2 separate regions of the Homo sapiens genome follow, and region 1 is linked to region 2. Evidence: read pairs that join two places in POLR2A ChIA-PET (ENCODE). Cell type or tissue: PC-9. All regions are shown on one strand. Each heading gives the region's core, and the rest is flanking DNA. Links, peaks and the distances in the headings are about the cores only.

Evidence for each region. Peaks named below come from ENCODE experiments on the same cell type or tissue, not always from the same donor. Only the 100,000 strongest peaks of a DNase experiment are listed, where the experiment ranks them.
Region 1: POLR2A ChIA-PET joins it to region 2 with 15 read pairs; 9 of 35 experiments call an interaction of 5 or more read pairs at or near these places.

What each region holds. Positions count from the first base shown.
Region 1 is chr2:233,236,138-233,246,158 of GRCh38, reverse strand. No RefSeq gene overlaps it. Among named protein-coding and RNA genes, the nearest start is that of ATG16L1, 11 kb to the left of the region's middle. RefSeq lists a silencer at 3,170-3,364. In PC-9, for the core only: no CTCF peak of the experiment used is centred there; DNase peaks (open chromatin) are centred at 1,138 and 5,058; H3K27ac peaks cover 2,609 bases.
Region 2 is chr2:233,131,087-233,141,107 of GRCh38, reverse strand. It overlaps INPP5D (inositol polyphosphate-5-phosphatase D), which reads right to left. Exons shown (of 27, transcript NM_001017915.3): 6 at 1,179-1,266. Among named protein-coding and RNA genes, the nearest start is that of INPP5D, 76 kb to the right of the region's middle. In PC-9, for the core only: no CTCF peak of the experiment used is centred there; no DNase peak of the experiment used is centred there.

The DNA.
Region 1 (10,021 bases), core at 800-8,799, 110 kb before region 2:
GGCTGGCCTCAAACTCCTGGGCTCAAGTAATCCTCCTGCCTCAGCTTCCCAAAGTGCTAGGATTACAGGCATGAGCCACCTTGCCTGGCAGATTTCATATTATTTATTTATTTTTTATTTTGTTATTTTTTTAGATGGAGTCTTAGTCTGTTGCCCAGACTGGAGTGCAGTGACTCGATCTCAGCTCACTGCAACCCTCTGCCTCCCAGGTTCAAGCAATTCTCCTGCCTCAGCCTCCTGAGTAGCTGGGACTACAGGTGCCTGCCACCAGGCCTGGCTAATTTTTGTATTTTTAGTAGAAACGGGGTTTTACCATGTTGGCCAGGCTGGTCTAGAACTCCTGGCCTCAAGTGATCCACCCGCCTCGGCCTCCCAAAGTGCTGGAATTACAGGTGTGAGCCACCATGCCTGGCCAAATTTCATACTTTTAAAATGATGTCTGAGGAAGTGTTATTATCCTTATACTACAGTACAAGCATTTTAGTAACATTTCAACTTTCTTGGAGATCTTTATCTCCTCTGCATATTGGCAGCCGGTGTCTGGAATGCCGGCCAGAGGATTCAACATGACACCTCTAGCAAGCTGGGAATGTGATCCGTGGTGGAGGTGGGGAGGCTATCTTCCTTGGTTTGTTTCTTTGATCTTTAAAGAGATGATAAAATTTCTCCTAGGCACTACTGCAATCTCCCACTACAAATAATAGTTAATGTTATGGAGTGATTTTTACATGTCAGGCACTGTGTTACGTGGATCAACTTATTTAATTCTCACAACACGATAATGTAGGTATATTAATATTTCCTTTTTGGAGATGAAGAAATAGACATATAGAAGTTAAATAACTTGGCCAGGCATGGTGGCTCATGCCTGTAATCCCAGCATTTTGGGAGGGTGAGGCGGGCAGATCACCTGAGGTCAGGAGTTCAAGACCAGCCTGGCCAACGTGGTGAAACCCCGTCTCTACTAATAATACAAAAAAATTAGCCGGGCATGATAGCAGACGCCTGTAATCCCAGCTACTCAGGAGGCTGAGGCAGGAGAATCACTTGAACCTGGGAGGCAAAGTTTGCAGTGAGTCAAGATTGTGTCATTGCACTCCAGCCTGGGAGACAAGAGTGAAATTCCATCCAAAAAAAAAAAGTAACTTGTCTGGTGTCACAAGTTAGGAAGAAGCAGAGCAACGTGTCTGGTGTCACAAGTTAGGAAGAAGCAGAACTAAGATACAGTCAAGGAAGCCTGGTGCCAGAACTCACCTGCTTCACCATGCTACTGGCTGTGTGTCAGGCTATGAGGGCTGAGACTGTTTTAGGTTGAGATTGTGTATCAGTTAGAATGTTTTTGATAGCAAGCAAAAGAAGTGCAATATGAGCTACCTTAAGGGAAAAAGGGGGGTTATTGTCTGGATTCAGTGTGCTGCAGAGACTGGCAGCAGAGATGTGGCTGGATCCCAGGAATCACTGCAACCAGGATGCAGATCAGCCAGCGTGCTCAGCCCTTTGCATCCGCTTCTCCATGGCTTGCTGCTTCCTTCTTCTCTTGTCTTGTGGCCCAGCCATTTGTGTTTCGCGGTTCTCCCATCCTCGAGGTAAAGAAATAGCTCCTCTGAAAGCTCCTCAGTACACACAAGCAGCCAAACAGAGCTGGCGCCTCTGAGCTCCAGTTCTCAATTCCTGGGAGAAGACTCTGATGGACCAGCAGGTGCCCGTATCTAAGAATCCTTGTGGCAAAGGGGCAGGCCAGTCTTCCAGGACAGCTTCCTTTGGATGGAGGGGAAGGGGCAGCTCCCAGAAGGGACAGGCAGAACACATCTTCTGTTTGGCCTGGCTAGCTCGCTCTTTCTTTCTCTCTCTTTCTCAATCTCCCTCTCCCTCCCTCCCTCCCCGCTCCTTCCTTCCTTCCTTCTTTCTCTTTCTTTCTTTTCTTTTCTTTTTTTTTTTTTTTTTGAGACAGAGTCTCGCTCTGTTGCCCAGGCTGTCGCCAGTGCGGTGGTGAGATCTTGGCTCACTGCAGCCTCCACCTCCCGGGTTCAAGCGATTCTTATGCCTCGGCCTTCTGAGTAGCTGGAATTACTGGCATGCGTGCCACCTGACTGGCTAATTTTGGTATTTTTAGTGGAGACAAGGTTTCACCATGTTGGCCAGACTGGTTTCAAACTCCTAACCTAAAGTGATCCACCCGCCTTGGCCTCCCAAAGTGCTAGGATTACAGGCATGAGCCACCGGGCCCAGCCTTCCACCTTTCTTTTGGTAACAGATTATACCCTCCTGCTAGTTAATGGTATTTCTCCATCCCTTCCTGCAACAAATTGGCCCCAGGGGTAGGCATAGGAACGCTTCTCAGTCACCATCCTCCACAGGAATTTTTAAAGTGGATCCAGGGGAGAGGGTCCCTTTTCTTCTTTGGTTGTGAAGTCTAAGGATCTAGATCTAGATCTGCTAGTGGCTGTGTCCCCTGTCTCATGAAAAGGCCAGTCTGAAAACAATGGAACAATCCTACAGAGAGAAGTAGAGATGAGAAGCCAGGAGCCCTGATGGAGTTAGAGTCCCTGGTTCCAGCCAGTCCTGCAACTAGCCCAGCCCTATTCTCCCCACCAGGACTTGAGCCAACACAGTCCCGCAGGTCACTTAAGCTAGTTTACACTGAGCTATTATCTTCACTCGCCACCCAAGACTAATACAAGCAGGCAAGCCTAAGAAAAGACCAGGGCTGCGCAGACAAAATGACAGTCACTAAGTCAAGCTTTTCCACTTTAAGATATTGACAAGGGGGAGTCAACCGGCTGCTCTGCCCTCCATGCAGTTTTTGTGTTTACCAGCAATCCATGTCCAAGCTTCTTGGGAAAAGTTTCTGGATCTGAGATCTCATGAACTTCTGAGTAAGTTAAGCTCTGCTCTAAATAATAGTATCTGCAGGTGGGAGAAATTTCGAATTAAAAAAATCATAACCCCCAAAAAAATCATAGCCCCCCCCCAAAAAATCATAACTCCAAAATTACAATTAGAAATATTAGAATAGGCAGGGCATGGTGGCTCATGCTTGTAATCCCAGCATTTTGGGAGGCCGGGGCAGGCGATCACTTGAGGTCAGGAGTTCAAGACCAGCGTGGCCAACATGGCGAAACCCTGTCTCTACTAAAAATACAAAAATTAGCTGGGCATGGTGGTGGGTGCCTGTAATCCCAGCTACTTGGGAGGCTGAGGCAGGAGAATTGCTTGAACCCGGGAGGCGGAGGTTGCAGTGAGCCGATATTGCACCACTGCACTCCAGCCTGGGTGACAGAGCAAGACTCTGTCTAAAAAAAATAAATAAATAAAAAATTAGAATAAACCTAGAATATTAGAAAATACTGCTGTTGTCATAGAACTATTTCCTCTTTTCCCCCTAAACAGAAAGTGAAGGGACACCATTTCAAAACGCACTGTTCCAATGACTCACGAGATATGAATAGCTCTGCAGCATATCTAACCACTACTGCGTTCTCGTACAGCAGAACCAGACAGTATGCAGCAGTGGAATCTGATTTTGATTCAATCAATAAATAAATATCGTATGCCATGAGATATGGGTCTTTGCTTTAGTATCAAGTTGACATTTTGTCTTTATAAGGGCCAAAAATGGGAACACCGATTTGTCTAACTTTCTAACTTGCTCTGCAAATCTGAACGCCCAGGCACTTTGCCTTTGAGAGGCTGGTCCCCAAATCAGGAGAAGCCACCCAGGGACACAGCTTCCTGCAGAGATGGGGCTCCAGGACTGGCACCTCTGCGTGGCACGTGACATTCCACGCACTCCGGCTTTTTGTCTCCGAGCCTCTTCTTTTCAATAAGGAAATATTTCGATCCCAAAGTGCACACTGGACCTCAGTTTCTATGAAGCTTCCCCACAGCTAAAATTTCCTCAGAAATCCTTGCATATCTCCCTTCATTTTGTCAAATTGTCTGCATGGATAAATGGCTTCTCCAAACACCAGGGAGACCCCAGAGCATGGGGTTCTCCTGGAAGTGTGGGACAGTCCAGTCCAGGGCAGAACGGTCTAGCCTGTGAAGCACAGGAAGGACCTTGGAAAATGTTCAGTTGTCCTTTGCTTCAGGCTTAAGAGATCTGGCCCAGCCCTTACAGAGTCCACATTGAGGTGGAGATTCAGGAGTGGCTTCCATGGTCTTTTCAACTTACCCCTGAGCTTTCCCTAGGGCCTGGATCTGCCCAGACCATGGAGGTACATTCCTTAATCACACCCTGGTGGGCGGAGTAGGCCACACCCTCTCCCTTACACAGTCTCTCCCTCCCCACCTGTTTTATTTTCTTTTCTTCTTTTTCTTTTTTTTTTGAGATAGTTTCGTTCTGTCACCCAGGCTGGAGTGCAGTGGCATGACCTTGGCTCACTGCAACCTCCACCTTCCGGGTTCAAGTGATTCTTATGCCTCAGCCTCCTGAGTAGCTAGGATTACAGGCGTGTGCCACCATGCCCGGATGATTTTTTTTTTTTTTTAATCTGTAGTAGACACAGGGTTTTGCCATGTTGACCAGGGTGTTCTTGAACTCCTGGCCTCAAGTGATCTACTTGCCTTGGCCTCCCAAAATGCTGGGATTACAGGCATGAGCCGCCACGCTTGGCCTTCTTTACTTCTTCTTCTTCTTTTTTTTTTTTTTAAGACAGAGTTTTGCTCTTGTTGCCCAGGCTGGAGTGCAATGGCATGATCTCAGCTCACTGCAACCTCTGCCTCCTGGGTTCAAGTGATTCTCCTGCCTCAGCCTCCCAAGTAGCTGGGATTACAGGCATGCGCCACCATGCCCGGCTAATTTTGTATTTTTAGTAGAGACAGGGTTTCTCCATGTTGGTCAGGCTGGTCTTGAACTCCTGAGCTCAGGTGATCTGCCTGCCTCGGTCTCCCAAAGTGCTGGGATTACAGGTATGAGCTACCATGCCCAGACTTCTTTACTTCTTTTTATCTCTCTTCCCTCAAGGTCCCATCTCCTTGGTGACCAACATGATCCCCACCCCGATTAAGGTTTCTCAGTTAAAGGTGTGTGTATTGGAGGCAAGAGGAAGTGACCTTTGTGGTTTGGTCAGGAAGTGGGGTACTGGGGAAGTATCTAAAAGGCAATAAGCACTTTGATTCTTGCTAGTGACTCTCCTTTGCCTTATTAAGCTGTAAGAATATTTTTCTCCTTACAAGTCTTGACTTCTCTTACAGAAGCCCAGCACCCACCTCACACCCATTACCTTAATCTTAAAAGTTACCATCTTTTAAGCTTAAGGTAAACTCATCCTCTCACTCAAGCAAGAATTAAATTAAGTTACAATCTGCAGATTTGCGAACCTGAGCATCAGTGGATAATTATAATGATAATTTACAGTGGGGATTAGAGGGACAAGCAGCCTTAAGTCAGCATCTTGTGTCAGCAGTATTTACTCCTTGACATTTTAAACCAGGGATCAGCGAAATATGGCCCGCAGGCCAAATTCAGACAGCCATCTACTGTACAGCCCTCTGTGCATAGGAGAGCTAAGGGGTGGCTGAGGTGGGATCATTTGAGCCCAGGAGCTTGAGGCTGCAGTGAGTTGTGATAACACCACTGCACTCCAGCCTGAGTGATATATATATCTATATATATATAGATACATATCTATCTATATATATATGATATATCTCTATATATATCATACATATCTATATATCTATATATATCATATATATGCACATATATATCACTCATATATATGTACACACATATATATTACTCATATATATCATATATGTATGTGTGTATATATATGAGTGATATATATGTATATATATACACACACATATATGTATGTATGTGTATATATGTATACACATACACACACATATATATAGAGAGAGAGAGACGTGGTCTTGGCTTATTTCAGATAACAGAGAGTCCCAAAGTAGGGTGGGCTTCAGGGTTGGCTGTGGATGGGCTACACTGTGGCATCCAGGGCCCTGGGTCTTTCCACCTGTCTGCTCTGCCCTTCTTAGGGATGGTGTCATCCTCAGGCTGATGGAAAATGCCCAGGGCAGCTCCAGAAAACTTATTCAAATCCGAGCATGACCTGAGGAAGAAGACTCTCTCTTAGGAATGTGAAAACTTCCCCAGAAGCCCAGCAGACATCCCCCTTATATCTCATTGACCAAAACAGGGTCACATGCTCATTCTTGGCAAGGGGAAGGCATCACCTTTAGACCCATCTTGTTCACCCTCAGGCTGGAGGGTGAGGCTGGCTGCCCCAGAGGCCTGTGGCTGAGTGGGAAAGGGGTATCCATGGTAGTTCCTCTCCAAAGCTCCCCTTACTCCCAGTCTGCCACACCATGCCTCCTGGTAATCCCTGGACTGAGTCTGGGCTGCTTCTATGTAACTAATAAAATGCGGAGGAAGCGTCTTTGCACAAGGTTCAAAACTGGGTTACAAGAAGCCTTGCAGCTCCTTCTCAGTCTCTTGGAATGCTTGCTCTGTGATAAACCAGCCAGCATCTACAGAGCCCGACTGCAGGGAGGCCACCATGCTGTGAGGAAGCCCAAGATAGTCATGTGGAGAGGCTGTGTGGAGAGCCAGCAAGTGAGTGAGAGAGAGAGAGAGAGCAAGAAGAGAGAGAAAGACACACACACACACACACACACACACACACACACACACACGACACGGGATGGGGGGAGGGAGAGAAAGAGAGAGAGTTACCGAGATACCGAGATACTGAGCCAGTTTCCACTGTTCTGGACTCGTGAATGAAGAGGCCACCCGGGATGTCCAGCTCAGTGGAGGCTTCTGATGACCCCAGCCCCAGCTGCCATCTGACTGCAACCACATGAGAAACCCCAAGCAAGAACCACCCTTCTGAGCCCAGTCAGCCACGGAATTGTGAGACAGGATAATGAATTGTTGTTTTCAGTTTTGGGGATGGTTCGTGATGCAGCAATAGATAACCAGAATAATATCTAAAGGAAACTGGGTCTCTCTCAGGAAGGAAGAAGCAGGAAATGGCTGCTGGGTAGGCTATCAATGGTGTGTCCCCTTTACCCTGTTGGGAGTGTGCACAGAACACCACGTTATCCTCAGAAGACATCTGATGAGCGTAGAGCCAAAGCAAGGCAAATGTCTGCAGGTGGGATCACTTTACATTGTCACAGTGGGATCCATTTTCCCCACCATATGAAGGAAACTAGTTATTGTCAGAAGAGACCATTGGGATGAAAAGTGTGTATCTTCGAAACCACTAAAGAAAAACTCACACTTTGGGAGGCCGAGGCGGGTGGATCATGAGGTCAGGAGATCAAGACCATCCTGGCTAACAAGGTGAAACCCTGTCTCTACTAAAAATACAAAAAATTAGCCGGGCGCGGTGGCGGGCGCCTGTAGTCCCAGCTACTCGGGAGGCTGAGGCAGGAGAATGGCGTGAACCCGGGAAGCGAAGCTTGCAGTGAGCCGAGATTGCACCACTGCAGTCCGCAGTCCGGCCTGGGCGACAGAGCGAGACTCCGTCTCAAAAAAAAAAAAAAGAAAAAAAGAAAGAAAAACTCAGTCTGTACCTTCTATAATAATAATTAGTAATGCCAGTAACAGCAGGTAACATTTATTGAATGTATACAGTGTGTGAGGCTAAATGCTTTACAATTGTTCTCTTCTCAGTTTTCACAACAGCATAGTCGTGTTGGTGCTATTGCTGGCTCTACTTCACAAAGACAATGTAGCCTGGGTTCTGGGTTCAAATTCTGATGCTAGCACTTATCACCTCTGATATCTTAGGCAAGTTGCTTAAACTCTGTGCCCCAGGATTAAATGAATTAATACTGACAACGGTGTCTTGCACACAGTAAGTGCTTTATAGGTATGGCCATTATTATTATTTCAGAGGAAGAAAGTGAGGCTCAGGGAGACAGGTAACTTGTCCAGGTGCACATGATGGGTAAGAGGTAGGCAGATTCCAACCCAGCCTGTGGACTCCATAGCCTGCAAGCTTACCAATCTGTGCCTTCCTTCTCCTGCCTCATAAAAAAGAGCCTGTGTGTTGACCTTGAACTTGTATCTCTCAGATCTCCTGCTGGGGGAAATACAATCACCTGACAGCCCTTGATGCTGTGCTCTAAATCCACCACCACATTCAAGCTGTGTCCACATTTCTTACCACTGCTCCCAACCAATGACGAAGCACAGCAGGGCTGCTAAGGCAGAATGACTCCTGTGACACGTGGGACTCCTCTGATGAACTTTGCCTCAAGGATGCTGCTATGGACCGAATGTTTGTGCCCCTGCCCCAAATTCATATCTTGAAGCCATAATCCCCAGTGTGATGGTATTTGGAAGTGGGACCTTTGGGAGGTGCTTAGGTCACAAGGGAAGAGCCCCCATGAATGGGATCAGCACCCATTCATGAGGTGAGGACCTTATAAAAGAGGCCCCAGAGAGCTGCCTTGCTCCTCCTACCATGTGAGGACACAGTGAGAAGTCTACTATCTGCAAACCAGGAAGAAGGTTCTCACCAGATACTGGATCTGCCAGCACCTTGACCTTGGACTTCCCAGGCTCCAGAACTGTGGAAAATACATTTCTGTTGTTTATAAGCCACCCAGTATATGGTATCTTATTATAGTAGACTGAACTGACTTAGACAGATGTCTATCAACCCTGCCCAAACTTTGTTAGAATGTGCGGCAGGCTGAGAGTCTTCCTACCTCACCTTCCTTCCCTCTCTCCTTCACCAGGGTCAGACCTGCATCATGGCCTGACAGCTCTCCCAGCCTCCTCCTGTAATCTCCCCATCTTCCTGCACAGACACTTCCTTCAATAAATCTCTCATGTCTAACCCTGCCCTAGAACGTACTTCTCTGAGAACCAGAGAGGTTTGGATGAAACCCAAGTAATAGAAGAAAGTGGGAATGAAAGGAGCTGCCACCAACACTGCTGTTGATGTTTTGGAGGTCCTGACCCTTGCCAAGTCCACTTGTCTTTCTCTCTAATCAAGTCATGTGCCTGGGTGGCTGTGTTTCTATCCCATGACTGAAGCTTTCCGGCCAAGAACTTTTTGGACCAGCCGTGGACACCTAACTGGGCCTAAATCCTCTCTTAAGGGAGAGTGAGGAGCCGGGCCTCTGGGTCTGGAGCAGTCAAGGGCTGAGTCAGCACCATGGCAAGACAAAGCCAAGGAGAACCAGGAATAGGCAGAGGACGCTGGGCAGAGAAAGAAACAGGTGAGCAGAAGGAAACGTCCAGAGAGGACCAGGGCCCAGAGAAGAGCCACCCTCTGCCTGACAACCTTGTTCCCAGCTCCATGTGGCTGAGGCCTGGCTAGCTAGACTCTTCATCAGTGCTCCTTTTTTTTTTTTTTTTTTTTTTTTTTTGAGGCAGAGTCTTGCTCTGTCGCCCAGGCTGGAATGCAATGGCACGATCTTGGCTCACCACAACCTCCGCCTTCCAGGGTCAAGTGATTCTCCTGCCTCGGCCTCCCGAGTAGCTGGGATTACAGGCATGTGCCACCACACCTGGCTAATTTTTATATTTTTAGTAGAGACAGGGTTTCACCATGTTGGCCAGGCTGGTCTCAAACTCCTGACCTCAAGTGATTCACCCGCCTCAGCCTCTCAAAATGCTGGGATTACAGCGTGAGCCACTCTGCCTGGCTGAGCTCTCCTTAGGGTTAGGTTACTCTGTCTCTGCTTGGAGCTAGTTTCTCTTCCCCATAAGCAGAAAGCCTTGACTGAAATGGAAATTTAGAATTTTAGAGCAGGAAGACCCCTTAGACATCATTTTATGGCAAAGACGCAAAAGCAGGACATTTCCACCCTCTCCTGCTGCCTTTACCAAGATCTGAGGACGGGAACTCCTGTGTGTCCTGGGAAGAGGCCCGAGAGCTGCTCCCCGAGTCCTAGGTGGGAGCGGGAGAAGGGCCCCTAGCAGGAGGAGGGCGGCCTTGCAGAGCCCTTCTCGGGTCCTGGTGGATGACACTGCAGTGTGAGGGATCCGCCCACCCTCTCTGCCACCCCTGGCGGTGGCCTCTCATGCCAC
Region 2 (10,021 bases), core at 864-8,863:
CCCTGTGAGCACCTCCTCCACCCCACATCCTAGCCAAGTCCTGACTCAACCATCAACTTGAGCATCAACTCTTTGTCCATCTAATAGGCAAGAAGAGGCTGCCTAGTGTCAAATGTCATTTCCCAGTTACTAACAAGGTGAGGTTGAACGCCTTTTCATATCTATACTGGCTATTCCCTGTCCCTCTTCAGTGAACCGCCTTGTTTATAGCCTTTCCGCATTCTAAAAACTGGATTGTTTTTACTTAATTATTTGTAGGAATTTTTTTAAAAATGGCCAGGCATGGTGGCTCCCACCTGTAATCCCAGCACTTCAGAAGGCTGGGGCAGGAAGATGGCCAGAAGTTTGAAACCAACCTGGGCAACACAGTGAGATCTGTCTCTACAAAAAATTTTAAAAGGAGACTGGCATGGTGGCATGCACCTGTAATCCCCAGCTATTAGCTGGTGCAAAAGTATTGCAGTTTTAATACATGGGAGGCTCAGGTGGGGTGGATCGCTTGAGCCCCGATGTTTGAGGATGCAGTGAGCTGTGATTGTGCCACTGCACGCCAGCCTGGGCGACAAAGCAAGACCATGTCTCAAATAAAAATAATAATATAAACATGAATACTTCGTCTGTAATCCTTTGTCCCTAAGCTTTGTTGCAGGTATTTTCTTCTGAGATACAGCTTTTGCTTTTTTAAAAAACTTGTTAAAACTTTATTGATGACACCTTTTGTTACACAGACATTTGCTTAATGGGCAACACGACCTTGGCCTCCTGCCAGGCCATGAGCAGGTGCGGGGGTTGGGGGGCACCTTCATCCTGCTCCTCCTGGGACAAGAGGCAGGATCAAGAGTTTAGGCATCTCCTCTTTTTCTTTCCTTTCAGTTTCTGATAAGAAATGATGGGAACAGGCCCTGCTTACCCCCTTATTTGGCACAAATAAGTTTTGCTGATGAGTGCATAATTTGAAATCTTTATTCCTCAAATCAAAATCTGGCAGTGGGAGATGGCTTCCTGGAAAGGGCAGGGGCTGAGGCTCCCACCCCCAACCCATGCGTACCTGCTTGCTGTTGCCCAGTGAACACACAATGGGCAGTGCTCCCCTCTTCCTCCTGAGCCCTCAGGACTGGCTAACTCAATCCTCCTCCCTGGGGTATTAATCTCACCTTTTCAACCCCAAGACCCTTTACCTGAGGACGTGGACGGAGGCCCGGGGAGAGCTGCTGGTCAAATAACCTCTGCAGAGACTCCAGGGATGGGAGGGTCCGGATGACTTCTCTGGGGGCAGGGGACAAGGTGAACATCAAGGATTAGTGGGCACCGGAAAGAGTCTTCCATGGCAGCACGGGCTCTAGCCAGAGATGAGGGCACCCTCAGTCCAGCAGAAGCAGGTAATTCTCCCCAGAAGGACAAGCCCGGGCAAAGATCAAGGCTTGCCAGCACTGGCCCACCCATCCCTTCCCAACCCACAGCGAACTGGAATTGTGTAGTCCTGACTGTACCTAGGTTTTGCTTTAGCCAAACTGCACTCTATAGCCTGTAGAAAATTCAAATCTGAGTGACAAAATGACTTCACTTAGTTATCCATGGTTCCCAACCTTCTGTGTTTATAAAACACACACACACACACACACACACACACACACACACACAGGTGTTAACAATGCAAATTTCTGGGCTCCCGCCTGATTGAGTCTAGAATCTGCATTTTAAATATTAGGGCTGCCCAGTGCTGGTGATCTGTGGATTCTGATGCAAATCCCCTCCTAGCAGCCCAAATGCAGGCTCAGACGGATTTTCCCATTGTCACATCCATTGACAACTCCAATCCTCGGGCTTTATGCGCTCTTTGTTCCCAGCTCATCTTTCTCTATTGTTTTAACATAGTGGGGCAGACAATTTTGAGTTCTACTTTTCACTTATTGTTTCATCAAAAACTGTTCATGTTTTTACATATTTAACATTCTAATGATTTGAAAATAGTCTATTGAGTAAATGTGCTGAAATCGATTGCTAGATATTTGGGTTACTCTGAGATCTTTGTTATATGAATAAAGGCTGCTCTGGGCCAGGCACGGTGGCTCACGCCTGTAATCCCAGCACTTTAGGAGGCTGAGGCAGGCGGATCACGAGGTCAGGAGGTCGAGACCATCCTGGCTAACGTGGTGAAACCCCCGTCTCTACTAAAAATACAAAAAAAAAAAAAATTAGCCAGGTGTGGTGGCGGGCTCCTGTAGTTCCAGCTACTCGGAAGACTGAGGCAGGAGAGTGGTGTGAACCCGGGAGACAGAGCTTGCAGTGAGCCGAGATCGCACCACTGCACTCCAGCCTGGGCGACAGAGCGAGACTCTTGTCTCAAAAATAAAAATAAAAATAAAAATAAAAATAAAATAAATAAAACCTGCTCTGAACAACTTTGTTCATATAGCTTTTCTAATTTTTAATTACAGAATTAGGATAACCAGAGATTACGGCTCTTGATCATTATTGCCAAACCTGTGAGTACTGATTATATTGTCCAGACCTGATTACCCAATAGCTCCAATGACTGTACTTCTGTTCTTTCTCTCTCTTTTAAGGGACATAACATTGCACTTCAATACGGATGAATAAATTTGCATATCTTTAATTTCTAATGTCATTGTTTTTCTATTGCTGATTTCTAGTTAATGGCTACTGCATTTCTCTCATTTCTCTTTGTATAAACTTTTTTGTTTTTTCTCCCTTGCCAATTTTCTGTTGGGAATTTTGTTCATATTTTTATATAGTGTTATAAACTTTACATATTGCTTTGCTTTTTTTTTTTTTTTTTTTTTAGACAATCTTACTCTGTGGCCCAGGCTGGAGTGCAGTGGCGTGATCCTGCCTCAGCCTCCTGAGTAGCTGGGATTACAGGCATACACCACCACGCCCAGCTAATTTTTGTATTTTTAGTAGAGACGGGGCTTCGCCATGTTGCAGGCTGGTCTCAAACTCCTGACCTCAGGTGATCCGCCCACCTCAGCTTCCCAAAGTGCTGGGATTAGAGGCGTGAGCCACCAGGCCCGGCCTACTTTGCTTTTTATTTAATCTAGGTGCTGTATTTTTTTCTCATTACATTATTAATATAATATAATCTCATTACATTATTAATACAATATAATCTCATTATATTATAATATAATATCATTATATCATAATAATAAATACTAACATATTATGTGTATGTGTGTGTGTGTGTGTATATATATATATATATATATATATATATATATATATATATATATTTTTTTTTTTTTTTTTTTTTTGTGATGGAGTTTCGCTCTTGTTGCCCAGGCTGGAGTGCAAGGGCAGTATCTCTTTTTCTTTTGTTAAAATGTTTAATGGGGCCAGGTGTGGTGGCTCACACCTGTAATCTCAGCACTCTGGGAGGCCAAGGTGGGTGTCACCTGAGGTCAGGAGTTCAAGACCAACCTGGCCAACATGGTGAAACCTCATCTCTACTAAAAATACAAAAATTAGCCGGGCATAGTGGTGGGCACCTGTAATGCCAGCAACTCAGGAGGCTGAGGCAGGAGAATAGCTTGAACCCAGGAGGCAGAAGTTGCAGTGAGCCAAGATCCTGCCACTGCACCCAGCCTGGGGAACAGAGGGAGACGCCACCATCTCATAAAAAAAAAAAAAAAAGTTTAATGGAATGATTTTAATGTTTCCCTATCGATTGTAATTAGTTTTACTTTGATTCATATTGCATTATTAAGGAAGTATCCTTCTATTCCTTTTTTTTAAAAATGATTTTTAAAAATTAGAGATGAATTTAAAATGTTATCTATGTAAATGGTTTCCGTTTATCTTTTAATCTACTGCAAAATTACAGTGCTTTCTTTTTGTTGACTCATCTTTGGAGTGACCTAGATAAAGCCTCCATTTTTCATGTCACTAAATTATATTTGCTGGGATGTTACTGAAACAATATGCATTTATATTAATAAGTGAAATCAGAGATAGAGAGTTTTATTTCAGGCTATTATCTTGATTAGCTTTTTGGATTTAAATCATATTTTTCTTGAAGAGAGAATTAGGTGACTTTTTTGTCATTCAGGAATAATCTATACCTTATGCTCACTATTTTTTCCTTGAAAGTTTAAAGGACACTCATGGTACTTTTAATGTTTTATATTTTACGTAAACTATGTGTTCCATTTAATTATAACTTGAAGATCTGTAGCTACATAACTGTACACTATTCTTTAGTGACTTCCAAATCTTTAATGCAGATTATTAATTCTCCTTTGACATTTCTCATGTTTAAAACTTTCTTAATTGACAGTTTTTCCTGATGTATCTCTGTTTTTATTTTTACCATCTTGTCCTCCTCGTCTCCTTTCTGGCTGTTGTTATTGCTCAGTTGCTCAGCAGAGATTTCTTAAAGATTCTGTTTTATTCACTGCTGTATTTCCAGCTCCTGGAACAGTGCCTTGCAGATAGTTGGTACACATTGGATCTTTGTTCATGAATATCGAATAAATCAACATTTCATGTACTTTGCTGGGTCCTGGAAACATCAAGGGGATTAGGACATGACCCATAATGTCTTCAAGAGATTTACAATCTGGACTCAGTTTGTACATTTGACTTGTTATTCTATTTCCTTTTTTTTTTTAAACGCGGTCTCGCTCTGTCATCCAGCCTGGAGCACAGTGGCACCATCTCGGCTCACTGCAACCTCCGTCTCCTGGGTTCAAGCGATTCTCCTACCTCAGCCTCCTGAGTAGCTGGGATTACAGGTGTGCAACACCACATTCAGCTAATTTTTTGTATTTTTAGTGTAGATGGAATTTCACCATGTTGGCCAGGCTGGTCTCGAACTCCTGACCTCAAGTGATCTGCCCACCTTGGCCTCCCAAAGTGTTGGGATTACTGGCATAAGCCACTAGGCCCGGCCTTCTATTTACTTTTTAATAATAGAGCAGAACTTTTAAAGCTATGGTTTTTCCTCTAAGTGGTGCTTTGGCTGCATCACATAGTGTTCTGATATGCAGTGGTTTGATTACTCCACTCTGTGCCTCCACACCTACCCCATGTATTATTGTGTCAGTTTCTTTCTTAATTAGCTGTAATTTAGAAGGTGATTTTAAAATGTACAGGTAATTGGGTGGTTGTGGCTAGTTTTGTGACTTATTTCTATTTTCATCACAGTGTGTTATGGGAGTACAGAATGAACACTTTCTGCTTTGAGTATATTCATATTTTGCTGCTCAGTAAGCTGCAGGCTTCTTGTTTTTAAGATCACCAGGACTATAAAATTTCTGAAAAACAATTTTTGGATTCCTTTTGAGTAAGGCATTTGATTGGTACATTTTTAGGAACTTTCTGAAAAAGATGACTTGTGCTCTTGAATGAGCTAGGCTTAGCTTTTCCAGGTCAGTAGCCTTTTTCTTGGAGACATGGCTTCAGAATCTTTATTATACTGTCAAGGAGTTTGAATTTTTAAATATTAAATATATTAAATATAAAATATTAAAATATTAAATATTTAAAAATATTTAACATTTTAAATGTCGACAATTTTAAAGCTATGGTACTGTTTGTAACAATCTGTTTGTTGAATTTATCTTTTCTTGTCATTTAGAGACATTGTAAGAGATTTAGGCTTGGCACAGTGGCTCACAACTGTAATTCCAGAGCTCTGGGGAGCCAAGGCTTAAGCCCAGGAGTTTGAGACCAGCCAGGGCAATATAGTGAAACTCCATCTCTAAGAAAAAAAAAATTGTTTAATTAGCTGGGCATGGTGGTGCATGCCTGTAATCACAGATACTCCGGAGTTAAAGGCAGGAGGATCACTTGAGCCTAGGAGTTCAAGGATGGATAAGCTATGATCCCACTACTGCATTCCAGCCTGAGTGACAGAGTGAGATGCTGTCTCTTTATAAGAAAAAAAAAAAAAAGATGTTTCAGTGTTGCTGTTTGATTGTTGTATTATTTGGATCATTATGGAGCTTCTCAAAACTTAGATTTAGCTCTTTTGTAAGCCTGGAAATTTTTTTTTTTATTGTATACATTAATTGGCAATTTTTTCCTACTTCTTCAAGAACATATCCTGCCAGCTACAGGTAGCACCTCTGAGCTTTGTCTCCAAGGACTGTCCATTTTTACCACACATTTCCTCATCTAGGTTTGCTTAATCTTTTCATGCTTTTGATATACATGTTTCTGACACTCTACTCTGTTTTGTGATTTAATTTTTGAAATTTGATTGGAAAACTATGGGCTTATTTTATGGCCTCCAATGAAACAGTTATAATGGTAATGAAGTATTTTTGGTTTTGGTTTGTTTATTAAAAATCTTACCCTGCTCTCATGTAATAGATATTGTATTGATATTCAGACCTTTGATCTTTTATTTTAAATTCCACTTGCAATCCTTTCCGTGTCTCCATTTCAGGAGTTACCAAATATTTCCAGTCTCTGGTTCCTTATTCTCTCTCTCTGGAAAAGTTTCTGTCTGGCTCTAGGGAGCCTAACCTGGGGTTGCAAATCTTGCCTGATGCTTTGTACTGCAAAGAGATCTTCACGCCAGACCCGCACGGGGACATCGTCACAACATTTCTGCAGAGGAGGCTCTGGCACTTCTCCTTACTCCTCAGTGCTCAATGTCCTTCTCATTCACACTTGGGTCCAAGCAAATAGACCTGGACATCATTGATGCCATTCTCAACCCCCTCCCAGCTCCTCCTTCTCCATCCCTCCTCTAAATCTTGAGCCTGGCTCTATTCTCCTCTGTCTACACTCTCACCTGCAGTGACCTTACCCCCAGCTTTCAGTGATTCCCCATATGCATCCCCCATGATTCCCCAAATGCATCCCCCACATCCTAGCTTCTTAGCACTAGCTCCATGGCTGGTGACTCCACTCAGATGCCTCATGGCCCCTCAAGCCAAATGTAGCCCAGAACTCTCCTCCCACCACCCTCTCCTTCCTCCTCCTCCTTGACTTTCCCTATCCCAGGAACTGGCATCAGCATCCACTCAGCCCCTCACACTGGGAACCCAGGGGTCACCCTAGATTCATCTTCCCTTCACCCCACATCCAATCAAGCGGCAAATCTGACACCTTTGCCATGCACACGTGTCCCAGGTCACACCAGTTCTCAGCATCTGCACGCCCCCAGCCATTGGGTCATTTACCTAATATCTGTTGAGCCGCATGTGCCAGAGCCTGTGTATAACCGGGGACTCAGCAGGAAGCAAAACAGACACAGACCCCTGCCCCTGCTAGCCACCTTCCTCATGGACTGCCATCCTGTCTCACTTGGACAACCACAGCCACTCCCAGCTGGTCTCCTGCTTTGGGCAGTGCCTCCTAGGATGCATCCTCCACCACTTGAAAATCAGATCATGGCCCAGCCCTGCACAAACTCTATAGGGCCTCTTAAGCCTTGCGTGATGTGGCTCCTGCCTACAGTGACCAGGTAAAACACAGGACACCCAGTGAAATTTGAATTTCAGATAAACAATGAATAATCTATTAGCATGAGTATATCCCAATATTACATGGTATATACTTATACTAAAGAAGTTGCTGTTCACCTAAAATTCCACCTCTCTGGGCAGCCTGTGCTTTTACTTGTTGACCAGCTTTTACATGTTACACCAGCCTCTCCCCAACCTCTGTTCCTAACACTCACTTGCCACACAGACTTCCTGTTCCTTGAGCAGGCTGTCTTCATTCCTGCCTCAGGACCTTTGTACTTTGTACTTAATGTCCCTCTGCCAAATCACTGTGTGGCAAGACCCCAGTTCTGTCACCTCCTTCACCTCCAAAGGAAGCTGGCACTCTCCCACCCAATGTCTCTTCCTCACATCATCGTGTTTTATCTTACCATGACATTTACTAAAATTACTGTTTGAACTGGGCATGGTGGCTCATGCTGTAATTGCAGCACTTTGGGGGGCCGAGGAAGGCAGATTGCTTGAGCCTAGGAATTGGAGACCAGCCTGGGCAACAAGGCAAAACCCCATCTCTACAAAAAATATAACAATTAGCTGGGTATGGTGGCACATACCTGTAGTCCCAGCTTCTCCATTGGACTCGGGGGAAGCAAGTGAGTGGGGGGACTCAAGGATAGGGGCTGAGAGGTGGGAGGCTCACTTGAGCCCAGGAGGTTGAGGCTGCAGTGAGCTGAGATCTCACCACGGCACTCCAGCCTGGGTGACAGAGCGAGATCCTGTCTCAAAAAAAAAAAAAAAAAAAAATTCTTGTTCATCTGGATCCTTAGTCTACTGTTGTGTGCCTCACTGAGATGTTAGATCCAAAAAGGCCTAAAAGAGCAAGAGGCTTGTGCATTGTGTCTGTTGCTACATCCCAGCACCCAGAACAGGGCTCAGAGGAGGCCTCCAATACATGTTTGTTCGATGAACGAATGAATGAAGACCTATTCTAATCAAAGCAGTTTGAAAATTATGGGTTTACAATTTGAGGGATGAGAATCTGCAGGGATTCTGGCAGGAGAAATGGGAAGCATCATTTTGTTCCTTTCTACAATTTCCTAAAATGCCAAGGCTGATCAAGTCTCCAAGCCTGGCTGTCGCCTTACTGATGAAAGCAAAGACGAGTGTGCAAGGGAAATTTAGAGCATGACGGTGTCTTTAATTCTAAATAGAGTCATGGAGCAGCTAGAAGCTGAAGGAAGCTCTCTCCATCGGCACTACATACCCGAGAAGAAGACAAGTTGGGGAAGCTGGCACCGCCATAGTGATGAGGTGACTTGGCTCCTGGGAAGTCCAGGTAGTGTTGAGGTGTTAGGGAAATCTAACAATGTGCAGAAGTGTCTGGGGAAGACTGAGGGAAGCCTCGTGGAGAGACTTAAAATACATTTCTTTCTCCACAAGGAAGCAGGGAAGAACAGAATCTCCACTGAAGCAGAACTAAGAGCTTGTTATCAGCCATTGTGAAATGGTGTTTTATAAAAAGAAAGTGCTGTATGTGTTTTCCCCTAGTGATAAAGTGATTCATAACAACAGCATCAAATGGAACAAAATCCCTCCATGGGAATCTATAAAAATGATAGCTCCAGGTCCAATTAGCTACAGCTGCATTAGTTGAAAGCCAATTCATTGAAATTAAGCCCAACTGGCCAATTTGGTGAGTGCTTGATTTGTCAAAGAAATTATTTGTTAAATTTACCGAATGTACTGATCGTGCTTTTAAAAGCCTTTAAAAGGAAAGTCGAATTTGATTACTGATGATAAAAGAGTGTTTTCTGCATATTAACTAAGCTAAGATTGAAACAGCCCCAGAAAAATCAACAAAGGAATCTTGAAACGGCTGTATGTGTAATAAAACACAAAACAGCACAGACTACAAAACCGTTGCCAGTATGAAATCCCATTTTTCCAATCAAAATGTTGACCTTTCTTTCCTTTGTTTGTTTGTTTATTTGAGACGGAGTCTTGCTCTGTTACCCAGGCTGGAGTGCAGTGGCGAGATCTCGGCTCACCACAACCTCAGCCTCCCAGGTTCAAGTGATTCTCCTGCCTCAGCCTCCAGAGTAGCTGGGATCACAGGTGTGTGCCACCACATCCAGCTAATTTTTTTTTTTTTTTTAGTAGAGACAGGATTTCACCATGTTGGCCAGGCTGGTCTCAAACTGCTGACCTCAGGTGATCCACCTGCCTCGGCCTCCCAAAGTGTTGGTATTACAGGCGTGAGCCACCACACCCGGCCTGACCTTTCATTTGTGATGGGATTGTTTTGGCTCCCTGTGGCTTTGTTCAGATGCTCTGGAATTTTTTTTGTTTTTTTTCTCTTCCAAGCTTTTGGCATTTAAAATATTCTTTGCCAATTCTTTGGATGGCATATTAGCCTTACTTTTGCACTTTTAACAATTAAAATGTAATTAACTTGAAATTAACTTTCATCAATTAAATTTTAAAATGTAAAACCAAAAGAATCTAAAAGAAATCAGAACCTTTACCAGTTGGTCATTCAATGGATCGGACATCAGAAAATTAAAGTTTTGGTGAATCATCTCCCTTTGAAAAATTGACATCAC